Linked DNA regions of Homo sapiens: region 2 is linked to region 1. A link is a contact called in ENCODE Hi-C or POLR2A ChIA-PET data. All regions are on one chromosome and are shown on one strand. Each heading gives the region's core, a stretch centred on a gene start or an enhancer-like site at or near the end of the contact. The rest is flanking DNA. Distances are from core to core; before and after follow the strand shown.

Region 1 (7,206 bases), core at 2,185-4,684:
GAGTGCCCGTGTGTTTGATGGTGAGGTTGGGGCAGATGGTAAAGGCAGGGTTCTTGGCTGCTTGGTCAAGGATTTTGGAGATGATAGAAGTTAGGTGGCTAGTGCTAAGGAAAGACTGTTGTATGTTGTGTGTATTGGGCCTGTCTGCCTAAGAGGTGGAGCAGCCTCACAGAGAGGAAGGAAATTGATGTGTTTGGTAGGGTAGAGGTGGTAAGATAAGAAAAGAGGCAGGGGAGATGCAGAGTTGGAATGATAAAGCTTGCAATTGCATCTAAACCTGCCCCTGAGATAAGGGAGAGAGAGACAAGATATTACAGTGTGAGAAATAAGATTCCAGTTCCCTGGTGTCTTCTGTTCTCTAGAGCCTTCAAGTAAGATACTGCAGGGACTGTAGGGTTTTTCTGTTTAAACTTGAAGCTCTTTTGATTCCTTTTTGAGATACAAGCCAAAAGCTGTATTTATAGAACTTGTTTTGACATATTATCTCACCCTGTCCCTTGCCTTCTTTACTGGAATCCAGCTAATGTTGCACTTTGCCTTGGCAGGAAAGGTTGATTGAAGAAAATGTATAGCTATACAGCTGAGTGATTGAAATAGCTTCAGACTTTGTAAATAGGCCATACATGATGAGGTCCCAGCTGCATGAACGTTATTTGAGTTGCTGGGGTCATTTAAAATGGTGTGATGTAATTATGATATACTGCTGGATCACCTGGACAATGGCAGTTTCCACACAGAAGTTTCAGGCAAAGCAGGAAAAAAATACAAAACCAAAATGCTGTTTTGGAAAAGAGTATGAGTTGAGGTTTTTCTTTACTTTGTGCTTTATAGTTCCACGAGTTTTCCTTTTTTTAAGTGGTAGGAATGGACTTATGGGTTGCAGGGGGAAGTGGACAAGGGGATACGGTGTCTGCAGGCTAGGTTGCCATGCTCCAAAAGCTCAAGTTTTCTTTAAAAAAATTTTCAGTAGGCCGGGCACAGTGGCTCGTGCCTGTAATCCTAGCACTTCAGGTCGATCACCTAAGGTCAGGAGTTCGAGACCAGCTTGGCCAACATGGTGAAACCCCATCTCTACTAAAAATACAAAAAAGTAGCTGGGTTTGGTGGCAGGTGCCTGTAATCCCAGCTGCTCGGGAGGCTGAGGCAGTAGAATTGCTTGAACCCGGGAGGCGGAGGTTGCAGTGAGCCAATATTGCGCCATTGTACTCTAGCCTGGGCAACAAGAGCATAACTTCGTCTCAAAAAAAAAAAAATTTCTGTAGAATAGGTAACGTGTTCACATGTAAACAATTCAACCACTGTTCCACCTCTACAACTACTGTTAGCAGTTATTTCTTTATCCATCCAGAGATACTCTGTTCATATACAAGCCATGTGTAATTCCTTTCTTATTATATGAATACGTCTTGATCAGTTAGCTGCCTTATTTTCTTTAATAGCTACATAGTGTTCTGTTGTATGGTTATACTGTATTTAATAGCCTTCAATTAATGGGCATATGTTTTCAGGTTTTGCTGATGTAAACAATGTTCTTATGAATGCCCCTTTGCATACTTTGTATACATCAGATACAAGATTATTTGTAAACTATATTTCTAGAACTGGGATTGCTGAATTCAAAGGGCATGTCTTTTTTTTTTTTTTTTTTTCTCTGTTTGTTTTTTTAGACAGGCTCTCTCTCAGTTGTCCAGGCTGGAGTGCAGTGGCATGATCACAGTTCACTGCAGCCCGACCTCCTGGGCTCAAGTGATTCTCCCGCCTCAGCTTCCCAAGTAACTGGGACTACAGGCACGTGCCACCACACCCAGCTAATTTTTGAATTTTTTTGTAGAGATAAGTCTCACTATATTGCCTGGGCTGGTCTGGAACTTGTGGGCTCAAGCAGTCCTCCCAAAGTGCTGAGATTATAAGTGTGAGCCACTGTGCTCAGCTCAGTTTTCAATATTGATGAGATACTATCCCTTTTTATATTTTGCAAGTGATATTATCCATTGAAAAATACTAGTGAGCTGGGCGTGGTGGCTCATGTCTGTAATCCCAGCACTTGGGGACACTGAGGCAAGTGGATCACCTGAGGTCAGGAGTTCAAAACCAGCCTGGCCAACATGATGAAACCTTGTCTCTACTAAAAAAATATAAAAATTAGCCAGGCTTGGTGGCTTGGGCCTGTAGTCCCAGCTACTGGGGAGGCTGAGGCAGGAAAATTGCTTACAACTGGGAGGCAGAGATTGCAGTGAGCCAAGATCATGCCACTGCACTCCAGCCTAGGCGACAGAGCGAGACTCTGTCTCAAACAAAAAAAAAAAAAGAGAATATTATTAATGGAGATGGGGAGGCCTAATAATTGCAATGTCAGTCAAGCAATTACCCTAAAGAGTTGCTAGAATAAACATAGGATCTGCAATACCCGGAAGATTTAAGAAACCCTCTTGAGATGAGCTTAATTATCAGCTGTAGCAACCATTATTGCTATTATTGTTGGAGAAGAGGCAGGTTGCCTAGAGGAGGTGGAAGCAGCTGCTCGCCTTCCTTTTAAACTAAATTCGGGGGAATTTGGTGATACTAGCTAAATCTGCAAGTCATCTCTATTTTACTTTCAGTGTATTAGAGCATTACTTTCACTCACTTATTATGATCTTGACCAATTCAAAAAACATTTGTGGTCCATGGGCCATTCAGTCCTTTTCTCTCTCTCTTTTTATTTTTATTTTTTATTTTGAGACAGAGTCTTGCTCTGTCACCCAGGCTGGAGTGCAGTGACATGATTTCAGTTCACCTCCTGGGTTCAAGCAATTCTTCCTGCCGTAGCCTCCCAAGTAGCTGGGATTACAGGCGCCTGCCACCATGCCCAGCTAATTTTTGTATTTTTAGTAGAGATAGGGTTTCACCATGTTGAACCCGGGAGGCAGAGGTTGCAGGGAGCCAAGATTGCACCACTACCCTCTAGCCTGGGTGACAGAGCAAGACTCTATCTAAAAAAAAATAAATAAGTAAATAATAAAGAGAGGCAAAGTAATATTTTGAGTTTCCCAATAAAAGGCATTTTACAAGCTGCCTTATTTTACCAAATACAGCACTGTGACTCAAGAAAGTCCAAGTCCCAGTGGTTGGTTGTGGAACCCAGGTCTCTTAATCCCTTATCTTCCCTTTAGTTCCTTCATCTGAAAAATGGGAATGAAAATGCTGAAGAATCTCCTTTGAGCACTCAGAAAAATAATTATAGTCCTTTCCAAAGGTTATGTGTTATAATGACTCCGCAAGAGACATCAAGATTATAAGGTGATTTTAAAAGTCGCTCTGACAGGGCTTGAGAAAAAAATTAGTCACATTCTGCCTACATGGTACTAACATATGGTGCAGCCCTGATGAGCTGCACAAGTGGGCTGAAATCAAAATGCAGTTGGAAAGAGGAGCAGTAGTGACTCACTAGATAAGACAGATTTGGCCTCATGGCAGGGCAGTGAAACTAAGAAGGAACTGTGGTCTTAGAACATGCCAGATTTGAGCAAGTGATCATGAATATTATGGAAAGGTTGAATGACTGAGCCTTTGGGTTTGAATTAGGTACTTTGTCTGGTGTCACAGTCCTTGGAGCGAGCACCCTCCCTCGGTGGGTTCAGAGCTCCCACTCCCTCCACCTCCCTCACTTCTGTGTATTACTTCTGTGTATCATTCCCTGTGCCTTTGAAGGTAGAAGCCACCAGGCAAATACTTAACACTGGTGTGCCTGGAACATTGGGTTCAAACTGCAATGATAGGTAGAAGCGTTAGTAATTCTGCCCAGAGAAAGCTGTGCATTAGCTTAGCTACCATATGTAAATTGCTACTGCTGCATCCAGCAATTTGTTGTCCATTGTTGACAGTACTGCCATGGTAAAGAAACAGGAACTATAGAAAGAATTAGATTCCTCCTCCCACCTCCCAGCTCTCACCACAGTAGGAAGCTGTTTGGGGAGCAGAGAGGAAATACGGGGGATTTGAGAGTTACACCCAGTGTGTGGGCATTTGGGGAGGAAATAGGAAAAGAGATTTTTTAAATTATTTTATTTTTTGAAACAAGGTCTTGCTCTGTCAGCCAGACTGGAGTGCAGTGGCACGATCATGGCTCACTGCAGCCTCAAATTTCTGGACTCAAGCAATCTTCCTACCTCAGCATCCAAATTAGGGCTACAGGCGTGCACTGCCATGCCTGTCTGATTTTTTTTTTTTTTTTTTTTGTAGAGATAGGGTCTTGCTATGTTGCCGAGGCTGGTCTCAAACTCCTGGGTGCTAGAGATGTTCCTGCCTTGGCCTCCCAAAGTGCTGGGATTACAGGCATGAGCCATCATGCCTGGCCAAAAAGAGATTTTTAAAAATGTTTTTTGCATGCTCTGTTTGCCTCATCTGAGTGCCTCTAAAATAGGGTGTCTCTCAGGTGAGACGACCTCTGGTTTAGGTGCTTATATACTCATGGAAAGATCATATAACTAAATGGGAGGTGAGCTAGATTAGGGAGGTAGTTCTATTTATTGGTTGTGAATATGCAAGGATGCTATTGGCAGAGTCAAGCTTTAGGCCATTTGTGGCTCTGATCCTTTAATAATGGCTGCTTACGAGAAAATGTTTATCATTGTTAGGTGCAAAAAAGTAGGTTGTGCAGTATTATACTTAGTATAATATTGAATTTGAAAATTCTGTGTATTTGAGGCCAGACATGGTGGCTCATGCCTGTAATCCCAGTACTTTGGGAGGCCAAGGTGAGCCCATCACTTGAGGTCAGGAGTTCCAGCCTGGCCAACATGTCGAAACCCTGTCTGTACTAAAAAATACAAAAATTAGCTGGGTGTGGTGGTGCACGCCTGTAGTCCCAGCTACTTGGGAGGCTGAGGCAGGAGAATTGCTTGAACCCGGGAGGCAGAGGCTGCAGTGAGCTGAGATCATGCCACTGCACTCCAGCCTGGACAACAGAACAAGACTCCATCTGGGGGGAAAAAAAAAAGGAAAATTTTGTGTATTTGAGTGTTTGTACATTTTATTGTATGCATGGAAGAAATCCTGGTAGAAGATAAACCAAAATATGGTTGTAAGTATAATTAATTAAAGTTGGGGAAATGGAAAAATTAAAACAGGAAGGAATACTTATGAAATATTTTGTTTAAAAAAAAAAAAAGAGGGTGGCCGGGCGCAGTGGCTCACGCCTGTAATCCTAGCACTTTGGGAGGCCGAGGTGGGCGGATCACGAGGTCAGGAGATCGAGACCATCCTGGCTAACATGGTGAAACCCCATCTCTACTAAAAATACAAAAAATTAGGCGTGGTGGCGGGTGCCTGTAGTCCCAGCTACTCGGAAGGCTGAGGCAGGAGAATGGCATGCACCCGAGAGGCGGAGCTTGCAGTGAGCTGAGATCACGCCACTGCACTCCAGCCTGGGTGACAGAGCGAGACTCTGTCTCAAAAAAAAAAAAAGAGGGGGTGCTGCCCACATGTTGCTTTTACAGTACCTGCAATTTCAGGGGGGAAAACCCCCAAAAAACTAGGAAGTGCAAGTATGTCTCAATTCAGGAAAGTTCATAGAAACTTTACAAATTACACCAGATAAACTGGGGAATTAAGTTCAACAATTGAAGGTCTGATATGTGTTACTTTTATTCAGGTGTTCTGTGGATATGAATATAAATGAGAAAGTTGAAACATAGTTCACTAACAACATTTTGAAATGAGATTAAAATCACTAACAACATTTTAAATGAGGTGAATTGTATGTGATGTGGACTAAACTAGATAGCTGTTTAAAAACTTGTTTAGAGAAAATACAATTATAGTTTTAGATGACCTAGTGTTAGTCTAGATTAATCTAGTCCCATCCTCTAGGGATTGGAAGTCCAAGAGGGGACCATTCTAAGAATGGTTGTGAACCCCTTATAGAATCTGATGAAAGCTGTGGATTTTGTTTTCAGGAAATCTCACTTGTCCATTTTCACACGGTTTAGCATAAAGTTTAGTCTGTTTAGCCTAAAGCATTGTTGGGCTTACAGGCCTCCAGCTCCTGAGAGGTCTGCTTCCCGCTTGATCCTTTTATCTGTTTACTTGGCTCTCTGGAGCATGAGAGTAGGTGAACATGGAGTTTTCCAAAGCAGGGGGCCTAACTTACTTATTGAGCTAGGCATGTAACAGGAAGAAAGAAGTAAAGGGCATTGCAAGCTGACCAAAAAGTAATACTTTAAAGAGAATATACTTTTCCCAAGTTATTTCTATTATTTGTCTTTTTTCTCTTTTCCAGTTAAAAGTTTGGGCAGGGTGCGGAGGCTCACATCTGTAATCCCAACATTTCGGGAGGCTGAGGCAGGCAGATCATTTGAGGTCAGGAGTTCGAGACCACCCTGGCTAACATGGCCAGACTCTGTCTCTACTAAAAATACAAAAAAAATTAGCTGGGCAGAGTGATCCCTCATCTCTAAAAAAAAAAAAAAAAAAAAAATTCTGGGCACGGTGGCTCATGCCTGTAATTCCAGCACTTTGGGAGGCCAAGGCAGGTGGATCATGAGGTCAGGAGATCAGGACTATCCTGGCTAATACAGTGAAAACCTGTCTCTACTAAAAATACAAAAAAATTAGCCAGGCTTGGTGGCCAGTGCCTGTAGTCCCAGCTACTCAGGAGGTTGAGGCAGGAGAATCGTTTGAACCTGGGAGGCGGAGGTTGCAGTAAGCAGAGATCATGCCACCGCACTCCAGCCTGGGAAACAGAGCGGGACTCCATCTCAAAACAAAACAAAACAAAAAACCGGGCACAGTGGCTCACTCCTGTAATCCTAGCTTACTCTGGGAGGCCAAGGAGGGTGGATTGCCTAAACTCAGGAGTTCAAGACCAGCTTTGGCAACATGGGGAAACCCTGTTTCTGCTGAAAATACAAAACATTAGCTGGGCATGATGGCTTGTGCCTGTAGTCCTAGCTGCTTGGGAGGCTGAGGCACAAGAAGCACTTGAACCCGGGAGGCAGAGGTTGCAGTGAGTCGAGATCATGCCACTTCACTTCAGCCTGGAAAAGAGAGAGAGACTCTGTCTCAAAAAAAAAGTCAGACTCAACTTTATGGCCCTTAGCATTTAAACAGACTTTCTGTGGGTTATGTGCATGAGCTTCCTTGGAGACAATTTTTAACCTGAAGCAGCCTTCTTAGCCCGGATCTCTGTGATCTTGAGGGAGTCATTTCATCTCTGTATCTTTTCTC
Region 2 (7,206 bases), core at 1,841-4,340, 490 kb before region 1:
ATCAGAGCCACGGCACATGAAGCCCTTTCTCTGAAAGCCCAGATAGCTCATTTAATTCTCACAACAACCCAAAGAGATAAGGTACTAGTCCCACTTAACAGCTGAGAAGCCTGAACTGGGAAAGATCCAGTGACTTGCCCAGGGGCACATAGCAGTTACGTGGCAGAGCCCAGACTTGGCCCAGGTCTGCCTAAGTTGCTTTTTAAGCACCACATTATAGTGCACCACATATCCATATAAAGCACGGCTTCAAGTCTAACGTTTGTTTCTTTAACCAATATTTTTTTTTTGAGACAGAGTCTCGCTCTATTGCCCAGGCTGGAGTGCAGTGGCACAATCTCGGCTCGCTACACCCTCCGCCTCCCAGGTTCAAGTGATCCTTCTGCCTCAGACCCCTGAGTAGCTGGGATTACAGGCATGAGCCACCATACCCAGCTAGTTTTTGTATTTTTAGTAGAGATGGGGTCTCGCCATACTGGCCAGGATGGTCTCGAACTCCTGACCTCCAACGACCCACCTGCCTCGGCCTCCCAAAGTGCTAGGATTACAGTCGTGAGCCACTGCGCCCAGCCTGTTTGACCAAATTAGGTTTATACTTTACTTTGAAGCTCGCGTCTTTAAATTTCTTATAGCATAAACATCCTGCCATATCATGGAACATTTTTTCAGTGCGTTGGTAATGACTGCATAGTAGTCCACAATTTCAGCAATCCTCCACCGCTCAATACTTAGGTTGTTTCCAACACATGGCTTCTTGTTTTTCTTTAACAGACCATCCCACACACGGTTCATCCCATTGTGTCCTCACAGGGGGAAACCCTGCAACCCTGATACCACTCATTGTGTGACTTATCTTATACAAGGATGAGTAAGACAATGACTTTCAACGAAATATCAGCAAGTTTTATTATAGAAGGAACTACTTTCCTTTCCCAACCCACCCCCCAGTTTTGCTAACAATAATTCATTTGTTTACTGGGTTGATTTCTCTATTAGAAGCAAATGCAATAAACCGGGGTGTGGCCAGGCATGGTGGCTCACGACTGTAATCCTAGCACTTTGGGAAGCTGAGGTGGGTGGATCACCTGAGATCAGGAGTTCTAGATCAGCCTGGCCAACATGGTGAAACCCCACCTCTATGAAAAATACAAAAATTAGCCGGGCGTGGTGGCGCATGCCTGTAATCTCAGCTACTTGGGAGACTGAGGCAGGAGAATCGCTTGAACCTGGGAGGCGGAGGTTGCAGTGAGCCAAGACCACACCATTGCACTCCAGCCTGGGCAACAAGAGCAAAACTTCAACTCAAAAAAATAAAAAATAAATAAATAGGCCAGGCATGGTGGCTCACGCCTGTAATCCCAGCACTTTGGGAGGCCGAGGCAGTTGGATCACGAGGTCAGAAGTTCAAGACCAGCCTGGCCAAGATGGTGAAACCCCGTCTCTACTAAAAATACAAAAATTAGCTGGGCGTGGTGGCACATGCCTGTAATCCCTGCTACTCGGGAGGATGAGGCAGAGAATTGCTTAAACCCAGGAGGCGGAGGTTGCAGTGAGCCAAGATCACGCCACTGCACTCCAGCCTGGGCCACAGAGCGAGACTCCGTCTCAAAAAATAAATAAATAAATAAATTGTGGTGAAAGGTGTGGAACATCTGAAGCAGGCATGGGCTCAGCCTAAGGGTCCACGCATGGGCTCAGCCTCCCCTCAAAACAGATTCCAGAGTTCAGAAGACACCTTCAACTCTTCCCCAGAAGTAACAGATTTCCCTCCAGCAGATCACCTGGCACGTGTCAGAACTCAACCCTAAAAGCCCAATTCAGCCTCCATTAAAAACAGGTCAAAAATAGATACGTTACTGAATACCCTGTGTGCTCACCACTGTATCTTTAGTGTCGGGAAGAAGGGGGCAGAAAGAACCAGGAACTGGAGCCAGGAACCTGGGCTCACAGTGATATTAGCTGTGTGGTCTTGGGCAAGTCACTTCCCCTCTCTGCGCCTTGGTTTCAACATCTCTAAAGTAAACGGTTTGCATTAGATGACCCTCAATGACCCTTCCTGCTCTGGGCCTGCCCAGTTTTATAAGTGACCAGTGACTGTACATCATGATGTCAACTCACAAGTACAGCTCCTACCAGCTTGCTGCTGCCTGGAGGGAAGACAGCAGGAACGCACAGAAGAAAAAGGCCTCAGCCGGGTGCAGTGGCTCACACCTGTAATCCCAGCATTCTGGGAGGCGGGCAGATCACTTGAGGTCTGGAGTTCAAGATCACCCTGGCCAGCATGGCAAAACCCCATCTCTGCTAAAAATAGAAAAATTAGCCAGGTGTGGTGGCACATGCTTGTAATCCCAGCTACTCAGGAGGCTGAGGCACAAGAATCGCTTGAACCTGGGAGACGGAGGTTGCACCAAGATTGTGCCACTGCACTACAGTCTGGGTGACACAGTGAGGAAAAAAAAAAGAAAAGAAAAAGGCCTGGCCCCGTGTGGTGGCTCATGCCTGTAATCCCAGCACTTTGGGAGGCCGAGGTGGGCGGATCACGACGTCAGGAGATCGAGACCAACCTGGCTAACATGGTGAAAACCCATCTCTACTAAAAAAAAAAAAAATACAAAAAATTAGCCGGGCGTGGTGGCAGGCACCTGTAGTCCCAGCTACTCGGGAGGCTGAGGCAGGAGAATGGCGTGAACCCGGGAGGCGGAGCTTGCAGTGAGCAGAGATTGCGCCACTGCACTCCAGCCTGGGAGACAAAGCGAGACTCAGTCTCAAAATAAAAAAAGAAAAAAAAAAGAAACAGGACTCATAACTAGGTCCCCTATGAAGCCACTGGTCACAGTAAAGGGGAACACATCAGACTGCTCTCTAATTTGGGAGTATGGGTAGAATTCTGATTTCATATTTGAAAAATCATCTAACCTTTATCATATATGCCTAGCTTCATATTAAGACAAAGGTATTCATTTCATTAAAAAAAAATGACTGACTCATAACAAGCCAGCAAAATAGAGTCAGAACAAGAGCAAGTCATCACGATACCAATGCCAAAGGGGAGGTTTCTGTCTTTATTTTCTAACTGGCAATGACAAGCTTTTTACAAAACCCAGGCAAGCTGCAAGTCAGTGATAAAGGGGATGGTCCGCCTTGCCACTTGAACAGAGACAGGCCCAGATAGGCAAGGACACTGGGTGACCTTTAAGACCCAGAAAGACCTCACTGGTTTTAAGGTAATGCTCAGTAGGAATGAGGGAGGGGTGTGCCAGGGGATGGAAGGGGGCTGCTGACACTGTGTGAGTCAGTACCAGACTCTTTGCAGAAACAAAGGCTCAGGTCCAAATATGTACTAGGAAAAACTGACAGTCTCTGGATTATAACCAGCTCACTGGCCTCCACGTGGGAGCTTTTGCAGGGTTCAGAGCTTCTCTGAATGGGCAGGGATGTCCATCCAGATGACCAGGCTACTTCCTCCCACACCTGCCTGCACCTGCTGCATGTCCCTCCCCGCCCCTAGATTATGAGCTCTGCAGGTTCTAGCAGATTCTGCCCTCCTTTCCCACTCCACCTCTCTCGCCTCCATCCTCTCCCTCTCTCTCTCTCTCTCCCACTCTTCCTCCCGAATCACCCTTGAGAGAGGCAGGAAGCCACAAGAGCCCCAGGTTCCAGATGAGGAAAGTGATGCTCAAAAGAGACAAGATCAGCCCAAGGTCACATAGGCTGCACCAAGAGTCCAACCCACTCTCCTAACTCGAAGTCTTGTTTCTCCCATCACAGCGGTTCTGTGGGTGCTGCTCTGAAACATCTCCTCTTATCCCACAACCACTCAGCCTTGCCCAACCAGGTCCAGCCTGCTGCCTCTCTCCAGCACCACACAGCCTCTGGGCCCCTCCCAGCCAAGACCACTGCAATCGCCTGGCCCAGCAGGGGCAGGTGGCTGCAAGCTGGCTAAGAGCCGGACAGGGCTGCTATCTGCCATTGTCTAGCCATGCAGCTTATTTAACCTCACTGAGCCTGAGTGCCCTCATCTGCAAAAAGGGGATAATAACCCTGTCTCAGAGAGTCCCTTAAAAGAAAGGAAGCACATGAAGCTTGCCCTAAACCCAGCCCAGTAAGGGCAGACACACACACAGGCTCCTCACAGCCCACCCCACCCAAAGGCTCCAAACACCACTCCCCAGTTCAAAATCCTCCCACATTGAAAACCCGTGGCCACACAAACACTGGTAGACAAACGTTCATAGCAGTGTCACTCACAATAGCCAAAAAGTAGAAATGACCCAAACGACCATCAGCTCATAAAAGGATAAACAAAACATGGTATCTCTCTGTGATGAAATATCATTCAGCCATAAAAAAAGAACAAAGCAGTGATACCTGCTCCAACATGGATGGACCTTGAAAACACTATGCTAGGCGAAATAGCCAGAATCAAAAGGACACACAGTGTATGATTCTACTCACATGAAATACATAGAACAGGTAAATTCACAGAAACAGAAAGCAAATTGGTGGTTGCCAGGAGGTGGGGGAGGGAGAAATCAGGAGTGAGCACTCGTGGGCATGGGGTTTCTTTTGTGAGTAACGAAAATATTCTGGAACTAGACAGCAGTGATGGTTGCACAATTCTGAATATACTAAAAACAACTGAACTGTATGCTTTTTTTTTTTTTAAGATAGAGTCTCACTCTGTCGTCCAGGCTGGAGTGCAGTGGCATGATCTCTGCTCACTGCAACCTCCACCTCCCAGGTTCAAGTGATTCTCCAGCCTCAGCCTCGCAAGCAGGTGGGATTAGAGGCACCCACCACCATGCCTGGCTAATTTTTGTATTTTTAGTAGAGACGGGGTTTCATCATGTTGGCCATGCTGATCTTGAACTCCTGACCTCAAGTGATCCACCCACCTCAGCCTCCCAAAGTGCTGAGATTACAGGCATGAGCCACTGCGCCCAGCTTTGAACTGTATACTTTCTAAATGGATGAATTTTACTGTATGTAAATTATATCTCAACAAAGCTGGTATTTTTATATTGCCATCAAAAATACAAAACAATAAAATGATTAATATTTACAACATGAAAAGAAAATCCTTCCATGATACCTCATTCTCTACAAGATAGAATCTAAATCACGCAGGCATCCTCCAAGTCCAGCCCCAGCCTACCTTGCCGCAAACACCCTGCATTTGCCCAGCAAGACCTCTCACTGTACCCCAAATGAGTCTTCCCCCCTGCAGGCCTGGGCTGCTAACATTCACTGCCACAGCAGCAACAGTTACTCACTTGGCCTGATTCTTGTCTCAAGTCCTGGCTGTTCCTTTGAGGCCTGCACTGCCTATGACTTGAAACTCTGACCAGCCCATCTATCTCCCCAACTAAGCTGGAGCCTCCTTTAAGGAAAGACACCTGGACCAGCCTGTTTTCCTCCTCTCCTGTCCCCACTCCTCAGGACAACAGTAACAACAGCTGTCACCATGACTTCCTGTATGCAAAATCCTTGACAAAACGATGTCCTTAATTCTGACAGCAGCCCACTATCAACCCAATTTACAAGTAAAGAAACTAAGGTGTGAAGTTGAAGAAAGGGTAGGGAGGACGCAGGGGAGGAATCTGATCAAGGTATTGGTGCAAGGGGCAAAACTAGGATTTGAACTCAACATTCTCTTCCCAAGGTGCTAGCACACACTGCCTTCCTAAGATATAACCAGGAATGTGTAGACAGCTGGTAGGTGTCAGTCATATTTCATTCTGCAAGTGTTCACCCAACAATCACGTTAGAGCTAAAATATAGCTCTAAAAATAAAATGAGAGCACCTGATGACCTTTGCAGTCAGGTTGCATACAACTAGGCTCAGCTGGTTTCTGGCTACAGTTAAGAGTTTTTCTGGGTACCATCAGACCAGTGCAGATTTCAGTACAAAACATAAACAATTATTTGACATTTTCCCTGAGCATTAAAAAAATGTAATTATTTTTTAAAAAAGGATCACAGAAAACAGCCTCTATGTGAGTCTCACACACGGACAAAAAGTGGTGTGAGGCAGCCACCATGAAGCCCAATTGGCATGTGTGCAAATGTAAACATTAAATTTAAAATATTGGCTGGGCACGGTGGCTCACGCCTGTAATCCCAACACTTTGAGGAGCCAAGGTGGGTGGATCATCTGTGGTCAGGAGTTCGAGACCAGCCTGGCCATCATGATGAAACCCCATCTTTACTACAAATACAAAAATTAGCTGGGCATGGTGGTGGGTGCCTATAATCCCAGCTATTTGGAAGGCTGAGGCAGGAGAATCGCTTGAACCTGGGAGGCGGACGTTGCAGTGAACCAAGATCGTGCCACAGCACTCCAGCCTGGGAGACAAGCAAAACTCTGTCTCAAGTAAATAACTCAATAAATAAATTTAAAATCTTTTTTTTTTAATGATAATACCCAGTGCTGGGACGGACATAATGAAACAGGCAATCTCATATGTTCTAATAGCAATGTAAACAATGAATTCCTTTTGGAACGTTATTAGGCAAGTGGTATGTGTCTAATACCAGAAAGATATCTGGAAATTAATCCTGAAGAAAGAATTTCTGCTTTACAGAAAATGCTGTATTCATGAAGATATTGGTCCTTGCACCACTTGTAATGGTGAAAAATTGGCTACTGCTTAAATCTCTAAATACGAAAAAGGCTAAATGAATTATAGTACATCCATTTCATGCAGTATTCTGTAGCTATTAAACATCATGGTTAATATCATCCATGTATTAACATGGAAAAAATAAAAAGTTCTCTTTATTTAGCCTTTCAGCATTAAAGGACCTGAAACGGTCCCTGCTCTGTGAATATAATTATCTTAAATAAGAAGCCACTTGGAATACATTGTACTTGTAACTATTTTGAAATTATAATAGTTTTGTGATGGGGGGGATAAAGGGCTTTTTTTTTTCCTTTCTCTAGTTTCTACATTTCTTTTAATGTTGTTATACCACTGTTACCTAACTAGGAAAAAATAAATTTTTTTAAATGACCAAGCTCATTTTGAAGCTGCTCGGTGTCACATAAACACTGAGGCCTGCCTGCCTCAACTAAAGCAGCCACTTGAAATGCAGCTCCAGCTGCTCATTCTTCTGTTTATCAAAACAGGGCAAAGCCGCCCAGGAAACTCGCCTCAGCAAGGTGACCTGACCTCAGGCCCATCACAGTCACAAATCTGCATTTCC

The links. A loop is a pair of places that touch in the nucleus more often than their neighbours do. ChIA-PET counts read pairs that join two places held with the same protein, here RNA polymerase II (POLR2A). Pooled maps may share reads with other maps.
Region 2: a pooled map shows a loop between it and region 1 (6-fold over the local background). The contact joins two enhancer-like sites. A Hi-C loop is called at or near these places in 3 of 37 single-sample maps with no recorded cell type and 9 of 50 pooled maps. POLR2A ChIA-PET finds 5 or more read pairs at or near these places in 2 of 52 experiments (activated CD4-positive, alpha-beta T cell and activated T-cell).

What each region holds. Positions count from the first base shown.
Region 1 is chr11:47,511,704-47,518,909 of GRCh38, reverse strand. All of the region lies in intron 1 of CELF1 (CUGBP Elav-like family member 1), which reads left to right. Among named protein-coding and RNA genes, the nearest start is that of CELF1, 38 kb to the left of the region's middle. RefSeq lists a silencer at 5,211-5,350. Within about 2 kb of position 3,434, at least 6 of the 41 ENCODE cell types and tissues checked have a DNase peak (open chromatin) inside an H3K27ac peak, as active enhancers do.
Region 2 is chr11:48,002,680-48,009,885 of GRCh38, reverse strand. The region is part of intron 1 of PTPRJ (protein tyrosine phosphatase receptor type J); the gene reads right to left. Among named protein-coding and RNA genes, the nearest start is that of PTPRJ, 26 kb to the right of the region's middle. RefSeq lists a cis regulatory region at 3,110-3,127 and an enhancer at 3,046-3,190. Within about 2 kb of position 3,090, at least 15 of the 41 ENCODE cell types and tissues checked have a DNase peak (open chromatin) inside an H3K27ac peak, as active enhancers do.